Linked DNA regions of Homo sapiens: region 1 is linked to region 2. A link is an interaction called in ENCODE POLR2A ChIA-PET data of the cell type or tissue named here. Cell type or tissue: OCI-LY7. All regions are shown on one strand. Each heading gives the region's core, and the rest is flanking DNA. Links, peaks and the distances in the headings are about the cores only. Region 1 overlaps CUX1 (cut like homeobox 1). Region 2 overlaps CUX1 (cut like homeobox 1).

Region 1 (9,944 bases), core at 1,092-9,091, 57 kb after region 2:
TCCGCCTGCCCTCAGCCTCCCAAAGTGGTGGGATTACAGGCGTGAGCCACCGTGCCTGGCCCAATTCAAACTTTTTTACTCTTGGGGTGCATAAGCAAAAGTAGTTTGGAGACCACTGACGTAGACCCGTCTGCCTGCTGTGCAAAGGACGTTAGGTGGAGGTGTGAGTGCAGTGAGGTGACAGAGACTGGTGGCTTGGACTAGGTGACAGTGGCTGAAGGGTAAGTGGGCGAATCTGGGATACATTCTGGAGGCTGCTGGCTCACTAGGACTTACTGACAGCCTGGCTATTGGGTGTGAAAGAAAGAAGGGAACCCAGGCTGAGTTGTGCATTATGGCTGTATGAGTCCATTTTCACACTGCTATAAAGAAATACCTGGGCCAGGCATGGTGGCTCATGCCTCTAATCCCAACACTTTGGGAGGCGGAGGCGGACGCATCACCCGAGGTCAGGAGATCGAGATCAGCTTGGCCAACACGGTGAAACTCTGTCTCTACTAGAAATACAAAAATTAATTGGGCATGGTGGCAGGCGCCTGTAATCCCAGGGAGGCTGAGGGAGGAGAATCGCTTGAACCCAGGAGGAGGAGGTTGCAGCGAGCCAAGATTATGCCACTGCACTCCAGCTTGGGCGATGGTGAGACTCCATCTCAAAAAAAACAAAAAAGAAATACCTGAGACTGCGTAATTTATAAAGCAAAGGGGTTTAATGGAATCACAGTTCCACATGGCTGGGGAGGCCTCAGGAAACAGTTGTGGCGGAAGGTGAAGGAGAAGCAAGCACCTTCTTCACAAAGTGGCAGGAGAGAGATGAGCGAAGGTGGAACTGCCAAACACTTATAAAACCATCGGATCTCGTGAGAACTCACTCACTATCATGAAAACAGCCACGGGGAAACTGCCCCCATGATCCAATCACCTCCCTCGACATGTGGAGATTACAATTTGAGGTGAGATTTGGGTGGGGACACAGAGCCAAACCATATCAGTGGCCAAAGCACCTGCGTGAATGGTGATGTCACTGACTATCTTGGGAGCACGTGGGGGGAAATGATCATTCTCTTTTGGTCATGTGGAGTTTTAGATAGGGAGGGAATGCAAATGAAAAGGAAAAGGCTAAGAATAACGTCCTGGCATACTCCAACATTTAGAGCCCTGGCAGAGGAAGAGGAGAAGGCCACAAAAGTCTAAGGAGGAAGAGTGTAAATAGGTGAAGAAGTGATTCAGCAGGCAGTCACCTCCCAGGGGAGTTCTGCTGTGATGGGGAGTAGCGAAGTGGCCAGAAACCAGAAGGTATCGGTCATGTATTTTCCTAGTAAATATGATGTGTGTTAGAGATTGGGCAGAAAGAAGGAATGAAACAGCATATCTGGCGTGCGCAGTGGGATCTAAGGTCGGGGCCAGTCTAGGGCTTGTTTATATGTTATCGTCAACTAAGTCGCTCTGGGACTTTAATGCAAACATTTTGCTTTGAGTTCTTCGGATCACTCTGAAGGAAGTGCTGGTGTGCCCTGATAAAGCCCAACAGCCTCGGTGCAGAGAGGTCCTGTGAGAAGAAAGGACACATGGCTGGATCTCAGAAGAGCTGCAGAGGCCTGCAGGCGGCTTTTGGATTCGGCTGGGGGCGTGGAGAGGGCGCAGGGTGGCGAGGAGACTGCTGGTGGTGAACTGCTTTTCTTGTAGGTTGTGAGGGCTGAAAAAGCCAATCTTAATAGACATGAGGCTCATGTTTGCACAGTGCGCTCTGCGGGCGATGGGGGCTGTCCCCTGCCACCAGCCTGAGGATGAATGTCCCCCTTGTGAGCACCGTCCCCGCGATGACATCACAATGCGGCAGACGCTACTTTTCGCCAGGGCACTCTAGGCTAATGTAATCATACGATTACATAATTAACCCAGCTGTCTCATTAAGAAAATCAACTGGAATTCAGGGCATAATTAGTCATACGGCAATTAGCATGCTGATGAGCGACTGATGAAAAGCTGTCTAGATACCCGGCGTGCCAGGACCACCCCGGTCATGGCAAAGCGGGGCACAAACGACGCACCTCTCCACTCTCCACGCAAGCACACCGAGGAGGAGTCCCCAAGTCACATCCAGGGTGTTCTCACTCTAGTGCTGTGTCGAGGGACCGGGGGAGGATGGATGGAGAAGGGAAAGCCTTGGGAAGGACGGCAGCCGGCAAAACCTGGCGGCAACAGGCCTAACGCCCATCTTGTCATGCCTGCTTGTCTTTAGAACAGTGGTGGCCAATTCCTCAGCCTGCAAACATACAGTGTCCTACATGGAGAGGCGGATTGAGCCCCAGGTTTATGAACCTGGCCGAGGAAGGTAGGGACGCTGCTTCCATGCCTGGTTTCCAATTTCCCTAATGCCGGAGCCTGAGTGTAACTGGGACAGAGCATACAGCCTCGTCCCCCGAGGCTGTTTCAGGACCAGCTTAGGGCCAGGGACCTGTATCCTGGACAGGAGTCAGCACATTATCCGCCACCCACAGGGCTTTATTCTTCCAGACCCAGTTCCTCTTTCTGTCCTGTTTTGTTTGGGGCCTGTGATTACTTCTTAATCACATGAATGAAAATGTTTTATGAAGGCAAACTGAGGATTTGTAAAGGGATCCCGCATGTCTCCTGCTACTGAAGTTACAGGGAGCTCTCCGGAGGGGCCCTGGGTCCCAGGTCTTGTTTGCCAACACCTGGAGACCTGGAATACGTGGACTGGAGTCACCGTACAGAATCAGGCTGCAATGGCCACATTTCTATCACCTTCGAGAAGGCTACCAAGTGGCACATTGATGAACTTCTTGGCATGAAAACCAGGGGCTATTTCTAACGAAATCATAAGATTTTGTCATTTTTTTTTTTTTGAGACAGAGTCTCACTCTGTTGCCCAGGCTAAAGTGCAGTGGCATGATCTAGGCTCACTGCCACCTCCGCCTCCCAGGTTCAAGCGATTCTCGTGACTCAGCATCCCGAGTAGCTGAGATTATAGGTGCACGCCACCATGCTCGGCCAATTTTTCTATTTTTAGTAGAGACGGGGTTTCACCATGTTTGTCACACTGGTCTTGAACTCCTGACCTCAGGTGATCCGCCTGCCTCGGCCTCCCAAAGTGCTGGCATTATAGGCGTGAGTCACCACGCCAGGCTGATTTCTTCAACTTTTTTTCCAGGAGTCTTAATGTGGGATCTTTGAGTGAGGGGCAGGCAGTGGAGAAAGAAGTATAAAAGAACAGTGTTTTCTAATTTTAACCTGTAATGTGTCCTCACTTGAAAGTAGCAGGCACCAAGAACCAGACTGCTATTTTATTCTCCTGGAGGAGCATTAAAAAGCAGTTCTCAAAAATGATGACATTCCATTTTATTTCTAGATTCTCAGATGCTAGGCCGACAAGGATAGTCACCAGGAGAGATGGTTTTCCTACATCCAAAATGAAACCTCTCCCAGGGGGAGGACCTCAGAGCACAGGCATTTGGGAGCAGGCTCTGAAAATGGAATGGCCTACAAATGCACTCTTTCCAGCCAGCTCTCTTTTAGGACTTCCGAAAAACCTACATCTACTTTTCACAAAGGCAGACCAGTTAACCTATGGAAATAAAGGGAGACGAGTCAGTCACGAAACAGCGACTTCTAGCAGTGTTTCATGAGTCAATGAATATTTTATATCACTGGTAATGTGCTTCCTAAGATTTAAATCTTAAAATAAACCCTTCCAGGCACTGCCTTTATATTTGAAGGGTTTGTGTCTGTAGGAACTAAACTGCATCTCAGCAAGCAGTAAAATACGGTTCTGATAGCAGGTCACAGACAGAGGCAAGGACAACTTGCAAAGAGATGCTTCCAGTGAACTTTGCAACCAAAGCACAGAAGTTCTGGAGTGCCTAGTCTTTTTCTTCTACCTAGGAACTCTTTAAAATACACCATTACTAGGCTGGGTGTGGTGGCTCACGCCTGTAATCTCAGCACTTTGGGAGGCCGAGGCGGGAGGATTGCTTGAGCCTAGGAGTTTGAGACCAGCCTTGGCAACATGGCAAGACCCCATCTCTACAAAAAATTTAAAAATTAGCCAGGTGTGGTGGCGTGTGCCTGTAGTTCCTGCTACTCAGGAGGCTGAGGCAGGGGGATCACTTGAGCCAGGAGGCGGTTAAATGAGCTATGATGGTACCAGTGCACTCCAGGTTGGGCAACAGAGACCCCGCTGCTAAAAAATAAAAAACAAACAAAAACCCCCAAAAACATTACTAAGATGTTTCTGGAACAGAGAAGTCACACTTGTGTTTTACCCTACAACTAGTTGACTAAGTTCTTATCTGCAATACATTAATAAGGCCTATTCAGAAACTAAGATTGCAAGTTGAATATTTTACTAATTTATGTTCTCCACCATTGTAGAAATAAATACATACTCATTGTAAAAAAAAAAAAAAATGAAAAGTATCAAGAAGCAAGAGCAAGTCACCCACACAAGGTTAATTACTGACGAATTATGCATACTGTCATAATTTTGCTTAGAACTCAGTAAAATTCCAGCTATGCAAGAGCCTGTTAGAAGCGGTCATTCCAGAATATTCCCAGCTACCTGAGAGGGTCACATTACATTTTAAGAGCAGAGACATTTCTCATTTCATTACAGTAAGGGACAGAAGCTGCCTATTTTACTTGTTTATTTTTTTCTTAAAGAGATGGGAGGGTCTTGCTATGTTGCCAGGCTGGTCTTGAACTAGAGACAGAGGCTGCATATTTTACTTGTTCATCTTTTTTTTTTTTTTTTTTTTTAAAGAGATGGGGGGTTTTGCTATGTTGCCCAGGCTGGTCTCGAACTCCTGGCCTCAAATACCTCTCCTGCCTCAGCCTCCCAAAGTACAGTGATTATAGGAGTAAGCCACTGCGCCCGATCCCCAGAGTCATTATTCACAGCCCCTCTGACTACTTCAGTGTCTCCGTCTGGCTGCTGCAGGGCTTGGCTGCTGCTGGGTCCTTTTCCTCTTCTGCTCACTAAGCCCCATTGACCCGACATTCTCCCCACCTGCTGGTCTCCTTCCTGTCCCAGCTCCTCCCTGCTGCTGCTTTCTCTGGTCAGAAAACTGCTTCCTGTGGCTTCTTCTCCTGGCCCCAGTTGGTGCCACCTGAGGGCAGCTGCCTCTGTCCTGCTTGATTCACCTTATTCTATACTCTCATTGCCCAGTGGGCTTTGCTTATCGCACCTAAAATTCAGTTATTTGTGCAATTACTTTTTCTTCTTCTTTTTTCTAATTTTTTTTTTTTTTTAATTTGACAGGGTCCCACTCTGTCACCCAGGCTGAAGTGCAGTGGCGTGATCTTGGCTCACTGCAGCCTTGATCTCCTGGGCTCAGGTGATCCACCCACCGCAGCCTCCTGAGCAGCTGGGACTACAGGCGAACGCCACCATGCCCAGCTAACTTTTGTATCTTTTGTAGAGACGGGGTTTTACCGTGTTGCCCAGGCTGGTCTTCAACCCCTGGGCTCAAGTAATTCAGGTAATTCAGCTACCTCAGCCTCCCAAAGTGCTGGGATTACAGGTGTGAGCCACTGCACCCGGTCGCAATTACTTTTTAATGCCCATATTCCCACCAGCCTCTATAGTCTGAGGGCAGGAACTGAGCTGGCTGTTGTATCCCTGGGGCTCAGCCTGGTTCTTGATGCCCTGGGGGTGTGGTGTGGGGCATGAGGGGTGCTGGGGTCTCAGGCATTGACCCGAGTAATACCCAGGAAGACAAGTCTGATAGTACTCGCGAAACTGACTAAGAAATAAGAAGCGATCTGGTGGCAAATGAAAAGAACAAACACCAAGGTATGAACTACCAAACCTACTCAGAGGTACATGAGGACCATGAGGGTTCAATGCTACTGTATTGCTAAATGCTTATTTGGTGTCTTTTTTTTTTAATTTTATTTATTTTTTAGACAGTCTTGCTCTGTCACCCAGGCTGGAGTGCAGTAGTACAATCTCGGCTCACTGCAACCTCCACCTCTTGGGTTCAACCGACTGTCCTGCCACAGCCTCCCAAGTAGCTGGGATTACAGGTGCCCACCACCACGCCCACCTAATGTCTTGTATTTTTTTAGTAGAGACGAGGTTTCACCATGTGGCCAGGCTAGTTGCAAAGTCGTGATCTCAGGTGATCTGCCTGCTTCGGCCTCCCAAAGTGCTGGGGTTACAGGCGTGAACCACCATGCCTGGCCTTTGTGTCTTTAATGTGAAGGAAATTATAGAAGGTGGAAGATGAAGAAGAGGGAGGAGCCAGAACACCAAGGGAGAAGTGGGGCGGGTGGGGATGGTGGGGGATAAGCTGGGGTGGAGGGAGATCCTACCCTGTGTGCTGGGCTTGGGGCGCCGGCGGGACGTCTGGTAAACCAAACACAGATCCCAGACACCAAGGGCCGGCCCCAGAGCCGAAGTCCTCAGATGCACATGTGCTGGTTTGGGCAACTCCGAATGCTAAGTGCTGTATAAATGTCCATGCAGGCATGTAAATCTTTATAGAATGACAACAAAGTAAAATGAGAGTTCAGACAGCTATTAAACTGCTACAACTCAATAAAAGATACATTCTGTTCTCCTGCAATTGACTTGTCTTAGTGCTCTGCAGTGCTCGCCCTCACTGGGAAGCTTCAACCTCGGGAGGGTGGTTCAGTGGGAACAGTAGGAGCCTGAGACCAAAAAAACACTCAGCATTTTGAAGAAATAATTTGATTCATTAATTTCTGCATTCATTTAGCAATATTTATGGAGTTTCTGCCACATGGCAGGCACTGGGGTGGATATAAAGGAAATAGGGACAAAACCGCACTGAACCAGTCTCTCGGCCAAACAGTTACCAAGGAATTATGATGAAGTGAATGGCAGGGTCCCCGGCCAGGGTGTGTGTGTGCATGGGAAGGGTCCCCTAAACCAGCTGGGGAGGCCAGGAAGACCTCTCTGTCAGGAAGTGGCGTCTCAACAGGTTAATCCAGAGGGGTCGGTGGCGATTAGCCAGGAAGAGTCTGGCCGCCCTGTAAGCACTTAGACTCATGCCACCGTGAACTGCAGACTGTAGGGCAGGAGTTTGGGTGAAGGCAAGTGGCTGGAATTGAGACATCCTAGAGGTTGGATGGCCAGAGTTGGTGACAAAATGCTCAGAACACAGGCCAGGCATGGTGCTCACGCCTGTAATCCCAGCACTTTTGGAGGCTGAGGGGGGCGGATCATCTGAGGTCAGGAGTTCGAGACCAGCCCGGCCAACATGGTGAAAACTCATCTCTACTAAAAATACAAAAATTAGCCAGGTGTGGTGGCGCACGCCTGTAATCCCAGCTACTTGGGAGGCTGAGGCACGAGAATCGCTTGAACCCAGAAGGCAGAGGTTGCAGTGTGCGGAGATCACACCATTGCACTTGAGCCCAGGTGATAGAGCAAGACCCCATCTCAAGAAAAACAAAAAGCTCAGAACATGAGCAGTAAGGTGGGAGGTGATGCTACCCGCCAAAAGAAGGCAGGCAGTAAGAAGACGGCTTCTGCCGGACACATCAGGTGGGTGCCCACCAGCCATCCCAGTGGGAAAGTCCAGGCGGCAGTCAGATATGCAAGCTGGCACTCAGGAGTGAGACCTGGACCAGGGACAAAGCTCTGAGAGTCACCAGTGCAACCCTTGGTGAACTCCGCTGCTGAGGACTCAGTGGGAGTGGCGGGAATTTGGGTCCATTGACTCCTTCAGTCATTCACTATGTCCCACCTGTTGTGTGCCAGGCACTGGGCAGAGAGCCACAATGCAAAGCCCTATCCTCATGGAGCTGTCACTCTAATGAGACCCAGAGATAAGCAACAAGGAAATGCACAAATAAATAAAACTTCAGGAAGGGGAAGCAGGTGGGAGCTGGTGCGGTCAGGTGCCTGTCACTCCTGGGCTGGGTGAGACTCTGGCTCCGCTGTTCCTGGGGCCAGCTTGGCGGCTCTCCCTGTGATCCAGGAGCAGGGCTGTGTGGCATATAGCTGGAATGCCTGTTGCATTATTCCCAAGGGCTTCCTCCCTTTTCCTGTGACAGTGTGAGTTGCTGTCTCTTGCAACTAGCAGAACTTACTGCACCCTACTAATGTTTCTGGATTCCACTGGATTAAGGCCTGAAGTATGCAGACAGTTAAGGCACCCCGACTCCCCTCGACTGAGTGACTGTCAGTAAATGCATCATCACTATTGACCGGGCCCTTCCTGTAAGCCTCAGCCACAGAATGATTGCATCTGAGCAATAATCAGACTTCAAAACACAGGGAGAGTGCTCCGAGCACCATTCCTGCTTTGCAAGTAACTTGTTAGATGTGGCAGATCACAGCATTTGTAAGAAATACCTGGGAAGCGGTGGGTGAAAGGGATCTATGTGGAATGTAGATGTATTCTGATTGACTTTTAGTATTACAGAAAACATCAAACATTCTTTGCTCCCACCATCCATCAATTTAAACTGCAAACTTCAATTCTCTGGCCAGAAATAAAAATTGTGAAGAATATTACCAATATAGGAAAATGCTTATGGTAATAATAAGAATCATAATATTAAGTGAGAAAGGCAGAATATGAATATATACCCATGCTATGATCAAAATTCTATAAAATTTGTACATGTACATGGACAAGGTTGGCTCAGGTAAAGAGGAAACGTTGATGAGAAAAACGGTCTTTTTTCTATGGGAAATTAACACAGAACGTAACTGCAGAGAAAGAAACCTAGCAATGTTTTAAAGTGACTGCCCAGTTGGAAAATTTCACTAGGGAAAAATTGAGGTACAAATTTGACTTTTTGAAAAGAGATTATAGGTTATTTAGAAAACAGCAGCTAGGCTGGGCATGGTGGCTCACGCCTGTAATCCTAGCGCTTTGGGAGGCTGAGGCAGGCGGATCACCTGAGGTCAGGAGTTTGAGACCAGCCTGGCCAACATGGCGAAACCCCGTCTCTACTAAAGTACAAAAATTAGCTGGGTGTCGTGATGGGTGCCTGTAATCACAGCTATGTGGGAGGCTGAGGCAGGAGAATTGCTTGAACCTGGGAGGCGAAGGTTGCAGTGAGCCAAGATCACGTCACTGCACTCCAGCCTCTTTGACAGAGTGCGACTCTGTCTCAGAAAAAAAAAAAAAAAAAAAAAAAAGAAAGAAAAGAGATTACATATTATTTAGAAAACAGCAGCTAAACAGTCTTTGGGTCTCTGGCAAAGATGAAGTAAGCCAGTCTTCTTCCGACTAAATCACCAACTGGACAAAGTTCTCAGCTGGAAAACACTCCCCTTCTGGGATCCTGCTCCCAGAAGTGGTAGCAAGAACTTCTTGGAATAGAATGGAGCAGAACCTTCCTGAGCCTGAGGAACCAACAAAAAGTCAAAGAATGAACTCTTTCGAAACACAAAATAAAATTTCTCAAAGCCCAGGTCATGCTTTTTCTGTAAATTCTTTATCCCTGCGTCAGTATGGACATGACATAGTCCAGAGAGAAAATTCTCAGTCACTACCTTATGCACAAGAAAATGCCAGTGATGCCCGCCAGGCTGCTGATGCCCGAGGGACAGTGCTCTTGAGGCAGGAAAATAGGGTCTGCAGGCAGGGAACCAAAGGCTGATTCACCCTGACTTCCTAGAACTAAATCGAAGGAAAAACCCCCACTTGCCACGCCTAAGTAACAAAAGGACCAGCGTCTACTTCCTTTGCAAACCTCCACCTTTTCTGCCCTGCAGATGGGAAATTGAAAGTACCTTTGATTAGTTGCTTTCTGCAACCAATCAGATGTTTGCAGAGAAGCGTAACTTTGTAACTTCAGCCTCTGATTGGTTGCAACCAACCAGACTGATTGCAGGGCCAAGTCTTCGTTCGCATAGAAGTACAACTTTGTAACTTCAATTTAGCCTCTGATTGGTTACTTTCCGCAACCAATCAAGATGTTTGCATAGGAGTGTGACCTTT
Region 2 (9,944 bases), core at 1,043-9,042:
CATTGCACTATAGCCTGGGTGACAGATCAAGATCCTGTCTTAAAAAAAAAATTCATTTTGGAAAGTGGTTTTAATTTTTAGTAGAGATGAGTTCTTGCTATGTTGCCCAGCCTGTCTCGAATTTCTGTGCTCAGGCAGTACCCCCGGCTTGGCCTCTCAAAGTGCTGGGATTACAGGGGTGGGCCACCATGCCTGGCTGGAAAGGAGTCTTAATGGACAAGCCAAAAGCTGTTTCAGGTGGTAATAATCTCTCCACTTGGAAGATGTATATCCAATAACCAGCCTTACAGCTTAGCTATGCTTTTGATCATCAATGTATCAATACAATGTCATTGTAATTCTGGACAGGAAATTGGATTCAGCCACTTTTCAAATGCCAGGGTAGGGCACTTCCCAGGTTTTAACTTACAGAAGGACCCTGGGTGTCGAGTTGATACCATTCCTTTTTTTTTTTTTTTTTTTTTTTAAGATGTAGTCTCTCTCTGTTGCCCAGGCTGGAGTGCAGCAGCACGATCTCGGCTCACTGCAAACTCTGCCTCCCGGGTTCAAGTGATTCCCGGGTCTCAGCCTCCTGAGTAGCTGGAATTACAGGTGCATACCACCACACCCAGCTAATTTTTGTATTTTTAGTACAGATGGGGTTTCTCCATGTTGGCCAGGCTGGTCTCAAACTCCTGACCTCAAATGATCCGCCTGCCTTGATCTCCCAAAGTGCTGAGATTAGAGGTGTGACCCACAATGCCCGGCCAAGCTGATACATTTCTAAGTTTAGTGAAAGCTAAAATGGCAGCTGGATTGTTTAAAACAATGTGATGAGAAGAATGCCTTTGTCTATGTGTGTAAATCCCGTGGGATCTACGTGGCATACCTCAAGTTGGTAAAAAATATTTACCATATGCTAGGGAATAAAGGATTCTTACCACTAATGGATAATCCTGCTAAACAGCAGCTGCTTTGTAAAGGGAGTAGACGATCGTTGAAAATCCATATAACTTTAAAGAATTCACCAGCAGGAATTTGTAGGTCCAGAGTATCTTATAAAAGATCGGGTCTCATTGTAGAGGGAAGTGGCAAGGTTAATATAATGAAGTATAATTTGCTGCTATGCTAGACATGTAATCTAATAACAGTACAGTTTGATAAGAAAATTTAAATATATAGTTTTGAAAAGGTTTCAGAAGGGCTCAATGGTTCTGCATCAGAAAGTGAATTTCAGTTACAAGAGGAGGCTCAAGGCAGGGCGGATTAGAAGGCTCAGGGGACATTCAGAGGGTCAATTAGGCTGTTCACTCAATCTTCCTTAAATAGATCAGAAAGCCTAGGACAGAGATACTGTGAATTAGAAAAAAGAAAAGGATCAACAATTCAACAATAAAGAGAAATTTAAGTTAAGAGTTATATCAGTAAAATGTAATTAGGCCAAATTTACCCATAAAAATAAAATACATATTTTTTAAAAATCCAAAAAGGGTGGTAGAAACACATTTTGAGTAAAAAGGCAATGATTAACTAGACTTTTTGTTTTTGGAGACGGGATCTCACTTTGTTGCCCAGGCTGGGGTGCAGTGGCACGATTTTGGCTCACTGCAGCCTTGACCTCCTGGGCTCAAGCAATCCTCCCTCCTCAGTCTCCAAAGTAGCTAAGACTACAGTGAGCACCACCATGCCCAGCTAATTTTTAACTTTTTTTAGTGAGACGATCTCACTACGTTGCCCAGGCTGGTCTCCAGTTCCTGGGTTCAAGTGATCCTTCTGCCTTGGCCTCCCAAAGTGTTGAGGCTACAGGTGTGAGCCAGTGTGCTTGGCCAACTAGATTTTTTTTTTAAGGCTAATTAAGGTAAGGTTTGAAGCCAGACTAATCAATATTATATGTAGCATAATAATGTTAGGGAGAAATAAGAAATGCTAAATGGCACAGTAAATAGAAACATAAGCTTCAACTTGTCTTAAATAAGCAAGAAAATCTATAAAATATGTAAAATAAAAATGGAATGAAATGTACTATTTAAAAGTGTAATCCTACTATTAGGTCGGTGCAAAAGTAACTGTGGTTTTGCCATTACCTTTTTCTTTTTTGACGGAGATTCACTCTTCTCGCCCAGGCTGGAGTGCAGCGGTGCCATCTCAGCTCACTGTAACCTTCACCTCCAGGGTTCAAGCAATTCTCATGCCTCAGCCTCCCGAGTAGCTGGGATTATAGGCATCCACCACCACGCCCGGCTAATTTTTGTATTTTCAGTAGAGGCAGGGTTTAGCCATGTTGGCCAGTGTGGTCTTGAACTTGTGACCTCAGGTGATCCGCCTGCCTCAACCTCCCAAAGCGCTGGGATTACAGGTGTGAGCCACCGCGCCCAACCTGCCATTACTTTTAATGGCAAAAACCGCAATTACTTTTGCACCGACCTAATAGAAAACTACCCCACTAGAAGGATCTAACACAGTTGCGGGGCTTTGATCCCATGGCATCTAAAAACCAGGTCACAGTTCAATTTACAGAGGGGAAATCATTGGAGCATTTGATTAACATGGAAAGGGACACAGGCTTAAACCAAGAGCCTCCACGATTCTTCCCAGACCTATAACAGAATGCTCCTTCTGAACACAGGAATGAAAGAAGAGGATCAGAAGTTCTGAGTGTCACACAGGGTGCACGTTCACTACTTGTAGGTAATGCAGTCCCGTGCTCCCCAAATCCCAGGGATTCACTTGAGCAAATGGGCTGGGACAATCAAGCGTTCAGCAAAGCCCTATGTTTCTTGGTAAACACAAGAAAATAACAAACTCCCCTACACCAGTAATAAACATCCACAAAATGAAATAAAAGATCTGTCTCATTTACAACAGAGGTAAACACAGAAGCACGTGGGAATTAAAATAACATAGCATAAACTCCATCTGTAGAAAAATTGGATTACAAAATGCTTGGAGCAAAGGAAGAGAATGATACATTTATGTGCAGCTGCATTAAATACAAAGAAACATACATTTCTCTCCCAAGTTAATTTATAAAAGTTGGTAAAATGGCCGGGCACGGTGGCTCACGTCTAAAATCCCAGCACTTTGGGAGGCCAAGGTGGGCGGATCATGACGTCAGGAGTTTCAGACCAGCCTGACCAACATGGTGAAACCCCGTCTCCATTAAAAATACAAAAATTAGCTGGGTGTGGTGGCGGTGCCTGTAATCCCAGCTATTGGGGAGGCTGAGGCAGGAGAATTGCTTGAACCTGGGAGGTGGAGGTTGCAGTGAGCTGAGATCGTGCCACTGCACTCCAGCATGGGTGAGAGAGCAAGACTCCATCTCAAATAAAAAAAAAAAAAGTTGGTAAAATGACGAGATGCATACAGAAAAAATAGGTGACCAAAATACTAAAGGTTGTTGTTTTTTTTTCTTTTAAACTAAAAACAACAATAGTAAACTGGCTATACAAATACTGAAATAGAAAACAAGGAGACGTCATCAAGAGTGTGGCACTTATTAGAGTGAAAAACTAGACTGATAGAATGAAATTATAGACAGAAATCCAGAGCTATATGTATTTATACCTGATTTGTCAGATATTATATGTTGGGGGAAGAAATCATCAATATTATTGGGCAAACTGAGTATTAAAGAATAACAAACAGAAACAAATATTATTTTATATGATATAATAAACTTCAGACACATTAAAGATATAATAGGTCATTGAAAAATAAGAAAATGGATTGAGGAGAAAAAACCATTTTCTTTTTTTTTTGAGACAGAGCCTTGCTCTGTCTCCCAGGCTGGTGTGTGGTGGCGTGATCTCAGCTCACTGTGACCTCCACCTCCCGGGTTCAAGGATTCTCCTGCCTCAGCCTCCCAAGTAGCTAGGACTATAGGCACGCGCCACCACACCAGGACAATTTTTGTATTTAGAGTAGAGATGGGTTTACACCATCTTGGCCAGGCTGGTCTTGAACTCGTGACCTCAAGTGATCCGCCTGCCTTGGCCTCCCAAAGTGCTGGAATTACAGGCATGAGCCACCGTGCCTGGCCTGAAAAGACTATTTTCTCTCACTGAAACCACATTAGAAATGATTAAGGATAAGATTGCTGGGACTCATGTTTTTATATATATTATTTTTTGTGTGTGTGTACATACACACACACACACACAAACACACACACACACAAGTTGACCCTCAAATATGGGTCTGAACAATATGGTTCCACTTCAACTTGAATATTTTTCAGTAAAATTACACTGAGTGTGTCTGGCCCCCCTCCCACCTCCTCCACGTCCTCCTCCGCTGTCACCCGAGACAGCGAGACCAACCCTCCTCTTCCTTGGCCTACTTGATGTGAAGACAACAGGGATGAAGACCTTTTTGATGATCCACTTCCACTTAATGAACGGAAAGTGTGTTTTCTCTTCCTTAGGATTTCTTAACATTTTCTTTTCTCTGCCTTACTTTATTGGAAGAATATTGTATATAACATATGTAACTTACAAAACATCTTAATCGGCACTTCATGTAACTGGTAAGGCTTCCGGTCACTAGCAGGCTGTCAGTAAAGCTTTTGAGGAGTCAAAAGTTGTACTTGGATTTTTCACTGTGTCGGGGGTCAGTGCCTCTAACCCCTGTGTTGTTCAAGGGTCAACTATACACGATTCTTTTGGACAGTGAAAATCACTAAAACTCGAGTGAAAAGAAAAGCAATTAATTGATAGGTAAAAGTAACCATAAATGTGAGTAGCTAAAATCCAGAATACGTGTAGAATTACTGCCCAGTTTCCACTGTACCCATTTTTACAGGATATAAGGAAACACACAAAGAGTAAAATAAATAGGGACCTGGCGCTGTGACTCCTGTCTGTAATCCCAGAACTTCGGGAGGGAGAGGTGGGAGGATCGCTTGAGCCCAGGAGTTTGAGACCAGCCTGGGTAACACAGTGAGACCCCATCTCTAAAAATAAAAAGAATTAGCTGGGTGTGGTGGCACTTGCCTATAGTCCCAGCTACTCAGGAGGCTGAGGTGGGAGGATCACTTGAGCCCAGGAGGTCAGGGCTGCAGTGAGTCGTGATTGCGCCACTGCATTCCAGTCTGGGCAACAGAGCTGGATCCTGTCTCAAAACAAATAAAAAGTCATGTGGCACTGTGCAAAGCGGTGGGGGAAAGACGGAGGAGGATCCGGTCAAGACACTGTCAGTCTGACGCAGATGCTTAACCCTTCCTTTGCCACGGTCCCCTCTGGAAGTCTTGTCAAGAATACAGGCATCTATTTGGAATGTTTTAAAGACGTAAGTCCACAAGGCCATTATTGGACAGAAGTCTAATCATGTTTTAAGGACCAAGGAAAACAATTATTTTGAAGTGCAGTTATTGCAATTTTTTTTAATTTTTATTTTTGAGACTGAGTCTAGCTCTGTTGCCCAGGCTGAAGTGCAGTGGTGCAATCTCAGCTAACTGCAACCTCCACCTCCCGGGTTCAAGCGATTCTCCTGCCTCAGCCACCAGAGTAGCTGGGATTACAGGTGCCCACCACCACTCCCAGCTAATTTTTTAAACTTTTAGGAGATATGAGGTTTCACCATGTTGGCCAGACTGGCCTCGAACACCTGACCTCAAAGTGATCTGCCCACCTTGGCCTCTCAAGGTGCTGTGATTACAGGTGTGAGCCAGCGCGCCAGGACAATCTTTTTTTAAAACCAGATTTGTGATACAGGAACAACTGTTCTTTACTGTTGCACTAAATAACAAATCTAAGAACCACTGACATTTTGAAGTAGTGATGAATCCAAACAGCGTTTGTGACCTCCGTAACAACGGGAATGAGATGTGAAAGCCTCTGTGATTTCCACTCGCAACGAGGTCACAGTCTGCAATTACCCCGGTGTGGGGGCTTCATTTACAATGGAAGGAAATGCTACATTGCAGTTAGACACTGATGGAAATAAAGATGTATTTTCTAGGCCGAGTGTGGTGGCTCACGCCTGTAGTCCCAGCACTTTGGGAGGCGGAGGCGGGTGGATCACGAGGTCAGGAGTTCAAGACCAGCCTGGCCAACATGGTGAAACCCTGTCTCTACTAAAAACTACAAAAATTATCTGGGTGTGGTGGCACATGCCTGTGGTCCCAACTACTTGGTAGGCTAAGGCAGGAGAATCGCTTGAACCCGGGAGGCGGAGGTTGCAGAGAGCCACAATTGCATCACTGCACTCCAGCCTGGGTGACAGGGCAAGACTCCATCTCAAAAAAAAAAAAAAAAAAAAAAAAAAGATGTATTTTTTTCTGGGTCCAATTCATGAAGCCCCCAGGTTCTCTCTATAGACCCCACATGAAGAGCCCCTAGAATGAGGGAGACCAGAGCCCTCTTTCACCACAGCAGGTAAGTGTGGGCATAGGAGCAGGCAAGGCAGGGCAGGATCAGCTTGTCAGGAAAGGTAGAACCGGCTGCAAGGTGAGCTGGGGAAAGAAAGGCCTGGGATTCTATAGGACGGTGGAGTTTGAGTTGGCCTAAGATGAGGCTGGGAAGGCAGGGCTGCATCCCAAAGTGCCTTGTGCATCATGCTGTGATTTTGGACTTTCCCTTAGATATGAGAGAGGGTGCCACGGAGAGATTTTAAGTGGGACAGGTTTTAGCAGGATCAGACAGATTTTAGAAAGATAACTTTAGCAGATGCTTGGAGGGTGGTTTTGTCCAGGGAGATACTGGTGGCAGAGGGTCAAGTTCAGAAGATCTTGAAGTGAGACCAAGAGACGAAAAACAAATTAAGGCCGGGTGCGGTGGCTCACGCCTGTAATCCCAGCACTTTGGGAGGCTGAGGCAGGTGAATCACTTGAGGTCAGGAGTTTGCGACCAGCCTGGCCAACATGGTGAACCCTGTCACTACTAAAAATACAAAAATTAGCCAGGTGTAGTGGCGGGTGCCTGTAATCCCAGCTACTCAGGAAGCTGAGGCAGGAGAATCGCTTGAACCTGGGAGGTGGAGGTTGCAGTGAGCAGAGATTGCGCCACTGCAAGTGACAGAGCGAGACCCTGTCTCAAAAAAAAAAAAAAAAAAAGAAAAGCAAAGAAAAACAAATTAAAATGACGGTAGTGAGAGTGGTGATGAAGTTGGGAATGTACAATGTTGCAAGAAGGCGGAACTAACATGAATTAGACAGGAGGGCTCACAAAGGAGTGACGAAATACCCTCAGTTTCTGGAATGAAGGAGGAGCAGGTATGGTCGGGCAGAGGAAGAAAGCAGAAGGGGGCTGACTATAGGGAAGGGGGAAGTTACGGAGAATAACAACTTAATCTGAGTTTGAGATGCTCATAGTAGAAATGTCTAGTAAGAAACTGAAAATATAGAGGTTTTACTATTGGGAAATGAAACTTTTTCTTATTGTTCTGTAAAGATGCGTGTGTGCGTGGCGTGCGCGCGCGCGCGCGCACACACACACACACACTCTCTCTCTCATATATATTGCAAATATTTTTGCCAGTCTGTCTAAATCCATCTGCCCATCCGTCTGTCCATCCATCCATCTATCCACCCGCCCATCCATCTATCCACCCGCCCATCCATCTATCCACCCGCCCATCCATCTATCCACCCGCCCATCCATCTCCACAAAGCTCTGAATTTCTTCCCTTTGTGATTTCTACTTTTGGCATCATGCTTAAAAAAAAGTTTTTCCACCCCCTTATTATATAAATATACACCTAAAATTGCTCCTAGTGTTTTTATGGATTTCTTTCTGGTCACATTTAAATGTTTTAAACATCTAAACTGAGCGTGGTGGCTCACGCCTGTAATCCCAGCACTTTGGCAGGCAGAGGTGGGTGGATCACTTGAGGTCAGGAGTTCAAGACCAGCCTAGCCAACATGGTGAAACCCCATCTTTACTAAAATACAAAAATTGGCTAGGCATGGTGGTGCGCGCCTGTAATCCCAGCTACTCAGGAGGCTGAGGCAGGAGAACTGCTTGAACCTGGGAGGCAGAGGTTGCAGTGAGCCAAGATCACGCCACTGCACTTCAGCCTGGGTGAGACAGCAAGACCCTGTCTCAAAAAAAAAAAATAAATAAATAAAATAAAAAATAAATAAAAATAACTAAATAGATTTTATTTTGCATGGGGCTCAGCTCTGATTCTACTGGCTTCTACATAGTTGGCTTGTTATTCTACCATTTACTAAAGACTCTGTCCTTCTTTAATGTACTTAAATTTGAGCAGTTTTTATGTTCAAACTTTTTTTTTTTTTTTTAAACAGAAATTATGTCTTGCTGTTTTGCCCAGGCTGGTCTTGAATTCCTGGCCTCAAACGACCCTCCTGCCTCGGCCTCCCAAAATGTTAGGATTAGAGGCGTGAGCCACTGCACCTGGCCAATTGAGCAATTTTTATATACAACTTTTTCTTAGTTTTGACGTCTGCAAAAATTCAGAAAGCTACTATAAGAAAATGACAATCAACCATCTGCATAAAAAAAGAATTAGCCACTTAACACAACTGGTCCTTTTTCCATTGGAAAAATCGATCGGAAATTGGATTTCTAATTACATTTGGGCTTTCCACGGAAACCGCAGAACAGCCGGTCATCTATATATTCATTAAATCCTACAAACTGGAGAGTTTTTTTTTTTTTTTTTTGAGATGGAGTCTCACTCTGTTGACCAGGCTGAAATGCAGTGGCATGATCTCGCTGACTCAGCTTTCTGAGTAGCTGGGACTACAGGCGTGTACCACCACGCCCGGCTAATTTTCGTATTTTCAGTAGAGACAGGGTTTCATCATGTTGGCCAGGCCGGTCTTGAACTCCTGACCTCAGGCAATCTGCCCACCACAGTCTCCCAAAGTGCTGGGATTACAGGCGTGAGCCACCACTCCCAGCCTGCAGAGATTTTTTTTTTAAGGGTGGGAAGATCACAGAAATGCTTCGAAGCACACATCGTCCAACTTAGAAGAAGCAAAAAGGTCAAAATATAGGCTATTCCATAAAATTTCAAGAATAAGCTGTGCTTTTGTGCTTCAGGCTATTTGGATAGCAAGGATTCTCAACACTACATAATTTTTTTTATAAGATGGAGTCTTGCTCTGTTGCCCAGGCTGGAGTGCAGTGGCGTGATTTCAGCTCACTGCAACCTCTGCCTCCTGGGTTCAAGCGATTCTCCTGCCTCAGCCTCCCAAGTAGCTGGGATTACAAGCTCCCGTCACCACGCCCAGCTAATTTTTGTGTTTTTAGTAGAGATGGGGTTTTGCTATGTTGGCCAGACTGGTCTCGAACTCCTGACCTCAGGTGATCCACCCATCTCAGCCTCCCAAAGTGATGGAGTTACAGGTGTGAGCCACCTTACCCGGCCAACACTACATAATTTTTATTTTTTCCCAACCCTCTTTAGGAAAATCAGAGGGCACTGCTGTGGTCATGTGGGGGTTAATTCTCACTGATGTTGAATGCCCCAGTCTTTGCTCTGTTCATTGGAGCATTAAATCTGAAGGCTCAGGAGAGTGATGCAGTCGGGCTGTGCGGGAGTGATGCCATAAAGCTCGGCATTAAAAATTCATATTGCAGGCTTGCCTTAGAACTCAGCACTGGCTGAAAGGAGAGGTGGCGAGGAAATATGAGACACCCCACTGTCTTTCTGGCAATTGGAGACATTCCTCAACAAATAGCACCTCGGGAAGAGAATGAAAGGGCAAACAAGCCGTGAAGGAAATCAATGAGTTCAATTATCTCGCTCGCTCCTGCCTTCCTATAGGAAACTTTTCATTCTTTGAGGTGGGTTCCAAAAAGTTTTTTAACGAAATCCCCGAACAAGAGCCCTGGGCATCCTTGCTGGGTGCCTGGCTGTTTGGCACCTCTTTTAATTTGTTTCACACCAGCCCACGGTGCCCCAAATTTTCCAAGTCAGATGGAACCAGATCTCCAATGCGGGCCGCCACCTTGGTGTCACAGTCAGCTGGGCGGGGACCGAACAACTTGTTCTCACTT

The links. Peaks named below come from ENCODE experiments on the same cell type or tissue, not always from the same donor. Only the 100,000 strongest peaks of a DNase experiment are listed, where the experiment ranks them.
Region 1: POLR2A ChIA-PET joins it to region 2 with 10 read pairs; 2 of 35 experiments call an interaction of 5 or more read pairs at or near these places.

What each region holds. Positions count from the first base shown.
Region 1 is chr7:102,072,361-102,082,304 of GRCh38, reverse strand. The region is part of intron 4 of CUX1 (cut like homeobox 1); the gene reads right to left. Among named protein-coding and RNA genes, the nearest start is that of SH2B2, 210 kb to the left of the region's middle. In OCI-LY7, for the core only: no CTCF peak of the experiment used is centred there; a DNase peak (open chromatin) is centred at 5,034.
Region 2 is chr7:102,129,767-102,139,710 of GRCh38, reverse strand. All of the region lies in intron 8 of CUX1 (cut like homeobox 1), which reads right to left. Among named protein-coding and RNA genes, the nearest start is that of SH2B2, 150 kb to the left of the region's middle. RefSeq lists an enhancer at 5,008-5,302. In OCI-LY7, for the core only: no CTCF peak of the experiment used is centred there; no DNase peak of the experiment used is centred there.